3 separate regions of the Homo sapiens genome follow, and regions 2 and 3 are each linked to region 1. Evidence: chromatin contacts called from ENCODE Hi-C or POLR2A ChIA-PET data. All regions are on one chromosome and are shown on one strand. Each heading gives the region's core, a stretch centred on a gene start or an enhancer-like site at or near the end of the contact. The rest is flanking DNA. Distances are from core to core; before and after follow the strand shown. Region 1 overlaps MDM4 (MDM4 regulator of p53). Region 2 has its middle 8.7 kb from the start of LEMD1. Region 3 overlaps ZBED6 (zinc finger BED-type containing 6).

Evidence for each region. A loop is a pair of places that touch in the nucleus more often than their neighbours do. ChIA-PET counts read pairs that join two places held with the same protein, here RNA polymerase II (POLR2A). Pooled maps may share reads with other maps.
Region 2: a map of breast epithelium shows a loop between it and region 1 (31-fold over the local background). The contact joins two enhancer-like sites. A Hi-C loop is called at or near these places in 1 of 168 maps with a recorded cell type or tissue (breast epithelium). POLR2A ChIA-PET finds 5 or more read pairs at or near these places in 2 of 52 experiments (K562 and T-cell).
Region 3: a pooled map of psoas muscle shows a loop between it and region 1 (3-fold over the local background). The contact joins two enhancer-like sites. A Hi-C loop is called at or near these places in 1 of 168 maps with a recorded cell type or tissue (psoas muscle), 1 of 37 single-sample maps with no recorded cell type and 4 of 50 pooled maps.

What each region holds. Positions count from the first base shown.
Region 1 is chr1:204,542,803-204,546,554 of GRCh38, forward strand. It overlaps MDM4 (MDM4 regulator of p53), which reads left to right. Exons shown (of 11, transcript NM_002393.5): 8 at 1-142; 9 at 1,733-1,882. Among named protein-coding and RNA genes, the nearest start is that of LRRN2-AS1, 19 kb to the right of the region's middle. Within about 2 kb of position 1,694, at least 5 of the 41 ENCODE cell types and tissues checked have a DNase peak (open chromatin) inside an H3K27ac peak, as active enhancers do.
Region 2 is chr1:205,428,842-205,432,593 of GRCh38, forward strand. It overlaps a transcript of LEMD1 not described here. Among named protein-coding and RNA genes, the nearest start is that of LEMD1, 8.7 kb to the left of the region's middle. RefSeq lists silencers at 1,845-1,894, 2,115-2,164. Within about 2 kb of position 2,115, at least 6 of the 41 ENCODE cell types and tissues checked have a DNase peak (open chromatin) inside an H3K27ac peak, as active enhancers do.
Region 3 is chr1:203,827,398-203,831,149 of GRCh38, forward strand. ZBED6 (zinc finger BED-type containing 6) reads left to right here. Exons shown (of 17, transcript NM_001395895.1): 4 at 902-1,025; 5 at 2,054-2,257; 6 at 2,383-2,499; 7 at 2,726-2,806. ZC3H11A (zinc finger CCCH-type containing 11A) reads left to right here. Exons shown (of 18, transcript NM_001376342.1): 5 at 902-1,025; 6 at 2,054-2,257; 7 at 2,383-2,499; 8 at 2,726-2,806. Among named protein-coding and RNA genes, the nearest start is that of SNRPE, 32 kb to the right of the region's middle. Within about 2 kb of position 2,039, at least 2 of the 41 ENCODE cell types and tissues checked have a DNase peak (open chromatin) inside an H3K27ac peak, as active enhancers do.

The sequences.
Region 1 (3,752 bases), core at 444-2,943:
TTTAGCCCAAGATGAAACATCTAGGCTGGACCTTGGATTTGAGGAGTGGGATGTAGCTGGCCTGCCTTGGTGGTTTTTAGGAAACTTGAGAAGCAACTATACACCTAGAAGTAATGGCTCAACTGATTTACAGACAAATCAGGTAAATTTCACATTTGAAGGGAAGTGGTTTTTTTTCTTTTGAAAGGGTAACATTCTTGGTTACTCTTGACCACACATTATATTCTCTAAGAATTCTTATTTACTCCTATGGCGTTAAATACCATCTGTATGCATGTGATACCCAAATCTGTATCTCTAGTCCTTACCTCTTCCCTAAATGCCCAACTTCAGTTTCCAGATGCCTATTTAACTAACAACTCTACTTAGAGGATTTGACATTGAACAATTTCAAAATGGAGCCTTTGGCTGTGCGTAGTGGCTCATGCCTGTAATCTCTGGGAGTCCCAGCCTATAACACTGGGAGGCCGAGACAGGAGGATTGCTTGAGCCCAGGAGTTTGAGACCAGCCTAGGCAACATAGACACCATTTTTACAAAAAATTAAAAATTAGCCAGGCGTGGTGGCGTGCGCCTGTTTTACTATAGTAATAACTGATTCAGCCCCCTCCTTCCTCACTTCCTGTCATTCTTCTTTGTTCACTACATGCGTTTTGGATATACTAGGCTCCTTTCTGACACTGTAGCCCAAAATTGCTGCCTTCCTCAGGCACCTTAAGTTTGTTCTTTACTCTTTCTGGAACACTGTTCCCCCACATTCTTTCTTTGCCTTCTCATGATTTAGGACTCACCTCAAATGTAATTTCTTCAAAGAGGTCATCCCTGGCCACAAAGGCTATTATGTTACACAGTTCCAGTAGGATCCATTCGCTTTTTGTTTTGGAGCTGTGTAGCTATAGGTGGTGGCCCTGCCAAACCCATCCCTAGTTAAAATAGCCTCCTCTCTAGCCACTCTTCTCTTTTATCCTATTTTATTCTCCATAGTACTTCTCACTTTGTAAAAATATTGCTATATTTTATGTATGTGTTGTCTGTTTACCACTGAAATGTAAGGCCAGGGCTTTTGTATTATTCACTACTTTTTCCATTACCTGGTACCTAGAACAGTATGTGGCACATAATAGGTATTCAGTGAGTATTTGTTTAATAAATGGATGAGTATTTAATAGTGTGCAAAATAATAAATTGTCTCTCATGAATGTTGTAGAAAAGCATGTCATGAAATATTCATAGATGAATGCAGAAGGTTAGTTCTATATGGAGTTCAGAAAGTGTCAGGACAAAAGGTTTGGGTGACCATCAGTATTTCTCATATTTCTTTAATAAACATCCTTGACCATTTTAAGGGAAAGAATATGTCAGAACTAATGGAATGTTTTGTAGCTTCTTAGAGTGTCACCTGTAGAAGGGAATTTAGGGAATAGATTCTATTTACTTGAGCAACTACAAGTCCTTACCTTTTAAACTCTTCAGTACTGTTTCTTAGGTGTTATACCTGATTTAGTGTTAAAAGAGAAAAGTCCATGCCTGACACCATTATATCCATCCATTAGTTTATCCACAGTAGGTGTCAAGTAGATATATGTTGAATGAATACATGTCCACTGAATAAAGGCAAGATGTTCTTTGGCGATGTAGTGTGACGACATTGAGTTTTGGGTTCATTTGTGTTGTTTCAACATCTCTGATAAACCTCTGAATACAGAAACTCATGTTTGTTTTTTTTCTGTTAGGATGTGGGTACTGCCATTGTTTCAGATACTACAGATGACTTGTGGTTTTTGAATGAGTCAGTATCAGAGCAGTTAGGTGTTGGAATAAAAGTTGAAGCTGCTGATACTGAACAAACAAGTGAAGAAGTAGGGAAAGTAAGTGACAAAAAGGTATGTTGTGGAAAAATTCCATGTTGATTCTGTTTGTGTGCTCATAGTATCATCTGTTGAGATTTCTTTGTATCTGTTTTTACAACAGATTGCTCACATAATCCCCTTTTTAACTTTAATTAATTTTTCAATCCAATTTTAAGATTCACATTAAGTAATGTTAACCAGGGCTGCCTTAAAAGCCCCTACTTAGTCAAAAGCAGTAAGCTACTCTTTTTTCCCCTGATTATAGCAACAAGCTACCTTTTCTCTCCCTTTGCTAACAAGGTAAGGTGCTAATCAAGCTTGTCCAACCCACAGCCTGTGGACCACATGCGGCCCAGAACAACTTTGAATCAACACAAATTCATAAACTTTTAAAAAACATTATGAGTTTTCTTGCGATTTTTTTTCTCCTTTTAGCTCATCAGTTATCATTAGTGTTAGTGTATTTTATGTGTGGCCCAAGACAATTCTTCCAGTGTGACCCAGGGAAGCCAAAAGGTTGGACACCCCTGTTGTAAATGAACAGCAGTCTGTAGGAGAAAACTTATTTCTTGGAAATCTTGATAGCTTCCATAACCATGTTGTACCTAAATGGAAAGATAAGATTATTTCTTTGTAGCTATTTTAGTGTTAAAATAGTAGAAAAGAGGGGAGATTGAACTCTGAGTACATACATATGGTATGTACTCATGAAGTACTCATGTGTATGGTATGTACTCATGTACAGATGAAGAGTCATACAGGCAACTTGCTCAAGACTCAGAAGAAATTGGGGAGGAGATCCAGTGGCCAGCATGTAGAAGAGTGTTGGTAAACATCCATCGGATAAATACAGCAAAGAAAAAATTGGGTCATCCTTTTTAGTTATTTAAGGGATTTTCATAAGAATTTTGAGTTCCTGAAGGATACCCTAGTATATTCGTTGTAGTCAAATGGTACCTGGGTTCTCTTAGACTAGTTATATGGGTAGCATTAGAAGGAATGCAGGTGGCTTGAATTAAGACAAAAGTGACATTTGGAAACTTTTATTTATTTATTTTTGAGATGGGATCTCACTGTTTTGCCCAACCTGGTCTTAAACTTCTTAGCTCAAGTGGTCCTTCCACTTCAGCCTCCCAAGTAGCTGGGGTCACAGGCATGTGCAGCCATACCTGGCCTAGGAAACGTCTATAGAGAGAGATGGGACTTAAAATACTTGGCCATTTGTGAGAAGGTTGCTGTACAGAGGTTCATAATTGTTTCATAATTGGTTTTATTCTTTTTATTGGACCACAAAACTAGGGCTTTAAATTTTTAAATTCTAAATTTTAAAATTTAGAACACTCCTTACTTTTGAAACGGACTTTTTTTGTTTGTTTCTGTTTCTGTGGGCATGTTTTTATAGGACAGCCAGAGTATCACATAACTAGTTTCACTTTTGAAAGTGAAAAGTAAATTTTTAAGATACTTTGTTTCATTCTTCCTGTCTGCTTAGATAAAAAATTGCACGTTTAACAATTTGGAGCTTTTCTACTCTGAAATTATTTATTTATTTATTTTTAAATTGTTTTAGAGACAAGCTCTTATTCTGTCACCCAGGCTGGAGTGCAGTGGTGAGATCATAGCTTACTGCAAGCCGGAACTCTTGGGCTCAAGCGATTCTCTTGTCTCAGCCCCCAAGTAACTGGGACTACAGGCGTGCACCACCACACCTGGCTAATTTTTTTTATTTTTTGCAGAGACAGGGTCTTGCTCTGTTGCCTAGGCCAGTTTCAAACTCCTGGGCTCAAGGTATCCTCCTGCCTTGGCCTCCCAAAGTGCTGAAATTATAGGCACCTGGCTGTAAAATAGCCACCATGCCCAGCTATTTTCTTTAAAGTCATAAATATGGGCATCTTCTCTCTTC
Region 2 (3,752 bases), core at 865-3,364, 890 kb after region 1:
TGACCTATCAAAGGTGGGGTGGAGAGTGGAGAGTGGAGAGTGTCAGGAATGAGTCAGATTTCTGGCTTGAATATCTCAGTAACCAGAGGTGCCCTTCTCTGAGACAGGGAAGAGAGGTCATGGGAAAAGTCCAGATCTCCACATGGCTCCCTCACAGCCTTTCAAAGTGAGGGCCTGGCAATGGGAAGCCACTTCCACCGCCAGCCCCAGTCAAGTAACCAGCTATCCATGCAGCTTCTGGATCAGACAGTTGCCTCAGGCAATTCCAAGTGATCATCACCACCATCCCTTACCCTCCACAGGTGGCCCCAACCCACCTCCATCTCCAATGACCTAGAGAGTATGGAAGGACACTTCTGGTCCAGTTTAATTTGCTTGGGCAGCGGAGGAGATGAAGGAGATGCTGCAACTATTTTAACACAGCCTTGTGGGGAGGGTGGGTATGTTGAACTGAACCAGAGGAATATGATATCCACGCTGGTGGTGTGTTTCAAAGGCTGATCTTATCATGATGGTAGGGGTCCTCTGAAGCCTTGTCAATGTCTCAGGACATTTTGTGGCTTGGCTCATTTCAATGCCGCATTGTGTCAGGCAGATATGAGGGCTGAGATTTGAAAGGATCAGGATTTTGCTGGGAGGCCATATGCAGCTCTGGGCTAGAGAGAAATCTGGAATTAGAACATCCATTATGCCCTCACACTGTGACTTTTGCATGGGGGACAGATTTATTAGAAGAGGCATAAAAGATGGCCTGTGGAGATAGCCGGGGTTGGGGGAGGAAGAGACCCCCAAATGCAATCTAAACCGGAGATCACAGTGGCTAGCACAGGTCTGTTTCTGGAAATGACTCCTCTACTCTCCTTAGCATGCTTTTTAGCTATTATCTGTCCTTGCCGCACCTTACCCGAGAAGGGCATTTTTCTCGGCTATTTTGATGTTGGGGGGTGGGGGGAGCAGGGACAGGCATTTGGGGTCATTGTCTGGGAATGAATCCTGGACAGCAGGAGGCTGCTGCTCTCACTCCTCATCCCCATCATCTGTCACCCAGCGAGGGCAGCCGGCAGCCAGGCCGCGGACTGCCTAATGAAGACAGAGAGGTGGTTCCGGCTGTGCACAGGTGTCGCTTCCCCATTAACAGAGGTGACATTCCGAAACACTACTCATTACAGAGCAGACATTGGACAGGGCTGGGACACATATTAATGGCAGCAGGGCCAGGCAGCGTCTGTCTCAAATCCCACTGCCCCTGAGAGAGCAATCGAGAGAGCAAGAAAGAAGCATCCTGAGTGTCAAACCAGCAGGCTCCTCACTTTGCAGAGAAAAATGAATTCTTGCCACATAGAAGGCCAAGTCATTCTCTCTGCTGCTTGCACACCCAAGGGTCCTCGGCTTCAGGCCCGCCCAAGCGCTGACCAGCTCCCGTAGAAGCCCCCAGCTCCTTCCCTCTTAGGAAGGGCTGTGTTGAAGACGGCTGGGCGGAGGGGCATCCTCAAATCAGACCTGGATCTGAATGGAGCCCATGAAGTCTTGTTTTAGAGATGGGCATGGATCCCAGTTGTAACTAGGAAGTATAGAGGGAGGCTATGGAGAATTTCCAGACGTTGTCAGGGACGGGGTGGGAGAGTAGGGTAGGGGTGGACAACCAAAGTCATCCAGAGGAGGTAAGAACAAGACAGATCTTCCTCCTGGAATGGGATGCGTGGTTCCCATGAGACAGGAGAAAGCCGCCCATCACCGTGGAGAACCAGGAATGGCAGACCACGCGGACGCCAACAGTTTACGCAGCTCCCCAGCTAGGTGCAAAGTGGCCAAAGGAAGAGCCGGTCTTCCACACGCACACCTCCGCGCCCACACTGCCCCAGGAGCTTCCCACTCAGCCGGGGGACCCCCAAGCAGCCGGCGAGGCGCACTGCGCACGCGCACTCAGGCCGCGGCTCCAGCCGCCCTCCCTCCGCAGTGGGGCGCCCCGCCCCCGCGCCGCTCAGTTTTAAACTCGCAGCAGACGGAACTCGACTTAAAAATAACTATTTTGACAGTTCAGATGTAAATATGTGAGTGACGCGTGGGGCTGTTTTTCCTTCACACTTCCCCTCACCCCTCGCTCCCTACCCCAGCTCAATTCGGCTGAGGCTGAGATGATGGGAGAGCGCCGTCTGCAGGATGCTCCCTAAAATGCAGCAGGAGGAAGAGACTTGTCCTAGAGAGCCCAGCGAGCTTGGGGGTGGGGCGGAGGACCCCCAGCTCACTTTCACTGCACAGGTCACACGCCTTTTGGGGATAAGCAGATTTACACACTATTTCTTGTCTATTACCTGAAAAAGGAGACGTTAGCCAACACACAAGTGAACTAATTTAATCATTCCTGACCTCTCCGTACCCAGTTTTCAGTTCAATTTGACCTGTGCATATTGACTGAATGTCTACTTCGTACCCAACACCGTGCTAGATGCAGTGCAACATGTGACACGTGCAACATGCACACTTGCGATTCCTAATTTTTTCAACGAACCTTCCAGTTAACTCATATTGAACACCTGCTTTGTGCCAGGCCGGGAGCTAGGTAAGCACTTGAGCACAGGCTATCTGACTTGACCCCTGCAAAAACTTGTGGATATTATTATCTGCATTTTCCATATGAAAAACAGAAGTCTAGGGAGATTGAGTGACTTCTCTAGGCCGCCACAGATAGTAAAGACAACAAGTCTTGTGCTCTTCCCTCCATAGCCAATTGAGTGGAAGGTTGGTGGAGGCAGAGTTCCACCCACTTTATAAGTAGGGGAAACTGAGGTCCAGACAAAGTCGCATGTCTGTCTGGTCACCAATACACATTTTAGCTGGGGCAAAGCCAGGAGAACAACACGGAAGCTTTTTTCTTTCTTTCTTTCTTTTTTTTTGAGACTGAGTCTTGCTCTGTTGCCAGGCTGGAGTGCAGTGGTGCGATCTTGGCTCACTGCAACCTCCGCCTCCCGGGTTCAAGAGATTCTCCTGCCTCAGCCTCCAGAGTAGCTGGGACTACAGGTGCGTGCCACCACACCCAGCTAATTTTTGTATTTTTAATAGAGACGGGGTTTCACCATGTTGGTCAGGATGGTCTTGATCTCCTGACCTCGTGGTCCACCCACCTCGACCTCCCAAAGTGCTGGGATTACAGGTGTAAGCCACCGCACCCGCCCAACACAGAAGCTTTAGGATTACCAGCCTGCAGTCCCTTCCCAATCTTCTGGTCCCAGGCAATGTGGTGGGGTGTGACAGATAACCACGTGATATCTTTGAGGTTCTCACTGTCTCTTTGGAAGAAGGGTAGGGAAAAGGTAGCAGGAGAAGAGTTAGAGAAAGGAAGAGGAAGGGAAAAGGAGGGAGGAGGGCTGAAGAGTGGACAAGCATAAGTGTGTGTAGACATGCATGGCCTGGCCAGGTAGTGCAATGAGATAGGGAAGTTCAGAGAGCCCCCAGCCACTCCTCCTTTGTGTGCTCCCGGTCTCCCACCGGCTTGGGCCTCTCCCTCCTTGGCCCAGTGTGCACTGCTCCCAGGCTCTTTCCCCTCATCCTAACAAAACCTGCTCCAAGAGGGAATCTGAGGTAATCACTGATGCTGTGGGACAAGTGCCTGAAAACTGCCCAGTGGTTGCTTCCTTTCTGGATTACAAACCCCAAGAGATCAAAACCTGAAGTCAAAGAGAGGAAGCACTCATGAAATTTCAGATGTCAGACTTTGGAGAGGAGAGGAATTTGGGAACAATAAGGCTTACCTG
Region 3 (3,752 bases), core at 789-3,288, 720 kb before region 1:
TGGCCGGGTGCGGTGGCTCACACCTGTAATCCCAGCACTTTGGGAGGCTGAGGCGGGCGGATCACGAGGTCAGGAGATCAAGACCATCCTGGCTAACATGGTAAAACCTCTTATCTACTAAAAATACAAAAAAAATTAGCCGAGTGTGGTGGCAGGCACCTGTAGTCCCAGCTACTCTGGAGGCTGAGGCAGGAGAATGGCGTGAACCCGGGAGGCGGAGCTTGCAGTGAGCGGAGATCGCGCCACTGCACTCCAGCCTGGGTGACAGAGCAAGACTCTGTCTCAAAAAAAAAAAAAAAGTAAGGTGACTTGGGAAGGATACCTAACATCCTTAGTGTGTTGTTATAGGTGCCTTACTTTGAGAATTCATGAATGGGAAGAATTTTCTCAAACCCTTGAACTCTCAGCTTCAAGTAATAACTGCAGTTTATTGAGTTTGACCTATGTGCTTAGTGCTTTATATACATTATTTTATGTACTCTTCATAAGAAACCATTTATTCCCGTTTTATAGCTAAGGAAAGTGAGGCTTAGAGGCATGAATTATCCAAGGCCACCTGGCCAATAAGTAACATAATAGAGATTCAGACCGTTATCTTTGATTTCATAAACTTAAACTACTGTATCATCCTGCTTCTCTAAATTAAGTGTAGACATTTTAGGGGTTCCAGGATGAGGGTAAAAAGGGAAAGAATAACATAAACTACTCTCCTGCTCCATTCAGCTCTCCATCATGCCTAAGTTATGTTATTTTCAGCAATCTCTCTTCCTTCTAAAAATCATCTCATCTCACATGCCTCGGATTTTTGAACCCTGTATGAACTTTGTCTAGAAAACAAACTGCCACATGAATATACGTATCACTGTTTTATTTGAAAGCAATGTGTTTTTCCCTCTTACAGAAAAAACGCAGTGAAATTCCTTGTTATTGGGAAAATCAGCCAACAGGATGTCAAAAATTAAACTGCGCTTTCCATCACAATAGAGGACGATATGTTGATGGCCTTTTCCTACCTCCGAGCAAAAGTGAGATCAGTTTTTAATTTTAAAAGAATATCAAATGAACACCTATTATGCACACTGTACAACAGTACTTTTCAGACATTGACTCCTTTCAGTCTTGTGAAACAGCAGAATTATTTCCACTTTACAGATAAGTGAACTGAATCTTATTAAGGTTAAATGATTTATCCTTGGCCTTAGAACCATTATATATCTTGGCATGCCATTTAAGTTATTATACTTACTTCATTTCTCATATTCTTATCAGACCCATAAACGTTTTCAAAATAAATTTGATTTTCTAGGTCAAAGGTTGGCAAAACTGGTCCTCTGCCTGTTTTGTAAAATAAGTTTTATTGGAATATAGCCTTGCCCATTCATTTACATATTTTCTATTATCAGTTTTGTGCTAGTGCTATAGAATTGAGTAGTTGAGACAGAAACCATATGGCCCACAAAGCCTAAATTATTAACTGGCTCTTTACAGAAAATATTTGCCAACCCTACTCTAGACTATAATCTAAAATAAAACTAAAAAGCTAGTGGTTATTCCCAAAGTTCATTTTAAAGTAATTTAAAAGTGGAATTGGCCATTTAAAAGCCACAGTTGCTACGTGATTAAAATTTGATGGCTACATCTTTTTACCTCAATTTAAGGGAAAAAAGTAGACTTATTCCTTTCTGGTTTGGTTCAAGTAAGTGTCATATGCTTGGGTCTTAGAAGCTACTTCTTTGCTGAGCAAAAAGCCTAGAATTGCAGTATTAAAATTAAAGGTCTAGAATTTGTGAACAGGTACTATGCTTCTTCTAGTCTTCTGTTGATTCTGTTTTGAGTGCCCACTTTGTGTTTATGTACAGTGGAGAGTTAGTGGAGAGTTAATTAGGTAAAAGCACATCTTTTCCCTCCCTGGGACTTTAGAACTTAAATGAGGAAATTTAGTATAAATGCTCATAAGACAAATACACTATAGTTTTCATAGGTGGTCAGGAATTTTTGGTAAGTTGGGGTTGTATCTTCTGTTTTTAATTTATGACTGATTTTGTGCGTTTAGCTGTGTTGCCCACTGTGCCTGAGTCACCAGAAGAGGAAGTGAAGGCTAGCCAACTTTCAGTTCAGCAGAACAAATTGTCTGTCCAGTCCAATCCTTCCCCTCAGCTGCGGAGCGTTATGAAAGTAGAAAGTTCCGAAAATGTTCCTAGCCCCACGCATCCACCAGTTGTAATTAATGCTGCAGATGATGATGAAGATGATGATGGTAAGTTCTGTCTGGCTCCTTCTTTAAGGCAAATAAATAGGGTCTCATAGTGAATTGGGCAGAATCAGGATTAAAGCTATAGGCGTATTTTTAATTGTGAATTTGCCTTAAATGTTGATATATAGATCAGTTTTCTGAGGAAGGTGATGAAACCAAAACACCTACCCTGCAACCAACTCCTGAAGTTCACAATGGATTACGAGTGACTTCTGTCCGGAAACCTGCAGTCAATATAAAGCAAGGTAAGAAGAGGCTAGATTGGTGCCTCTTATAGCACTGTTGAAACTACCTTTGAAATTTAGTTCACAATCATTGACCTCCCTCTTCTTTTTCCCATGCTACACGCATACTTACCTATACTTAGTTTCTGTTGATCATTTATTCAAAAATAAATGCCTGCTATGTACAGATAAAATACAAAGATGAAAAGGCTCCCGTTCCTCATAAAATTTCTATTTGAATTTTCAGGTGAATGTTTGAATTTTGGAATAAAAACTCTTGAGGAAATTAAGTCAAAGAAAATGAAGGAAAAATCTAAGAAGCAAGGTGGTAAGTCATCACGTTTTGGCATGGATAGTTGTATGTTGCTAGGGAAGAATACTAAGGACGCTTCTAGAAGCAACAGCCAAAATGAGCAAATAGATTTTCATTTCCATGGCCTGTTTGAAGTAAAACACAGACTTATTTAAATTGTGGTTGCTTTTAATTCACTGCAGCTGTGTTTCAGTCCCTAACTTTTCAGAGCTGGGTACAATAAAGAATCTGAAAGAACTTGTATATCTTGAAAAATATAGCTCTGAAGAACATCATATAAGAACTATATTAATTCTGTAAGTTCTTATAGTGGTTAAAAAGAAATTATATTAAGAGAGGAAAGGCTGGGCGTGGTGGCTCACGCCTGTAATCCCAGCACTTTGGGAGGCCGAGGAGGGCGAATCATGAGGTTGGGAGATCCAGACCATCCTGGCCAACATGGTGAAACCCCGTCTCTACTAAAACAAAAAATTAGCCAGGCGGGGTGGCATGCACCTGTAGTCCCAGCTACTCGGGAGGCTGAGGCATGAGAATTGCTTGAACCCAGGAGGCAGAGGTTGCAGTGAGCTGAGATCGCACCATTGTATTCCAGCCTGGCGACAGATCAAGACTCTGTCTCAAAAAAGAAAAAAAAGGAAAAACGTCATTTTCTAGTAGAAGAGTTCTTCCTCAAGAGCTGCTAGGATTTTCTTCTGGAGCTTACGTCAGCCTGATTGCTCTGTATTTCCAACCCCCAATTTTTTTTTTTTTTTTTTTTTTTTTTTTTTTTTTTTTTGAGACAGAGTTTTGCTTTTGTTGCCAGGCTGGAGTGCAATGGCGCAATCTTTGCTCACCACAACCTCCACCTCCCAGTTCAAGCTATTCTGCTGCCTCAGCCTCCTGAGTAGCTGGGATTACAGGCATGCGCCACCACGCCTGGGTAATTTTGTATTTTTGGTAAAGACAGGGTTTCTCCATGTTG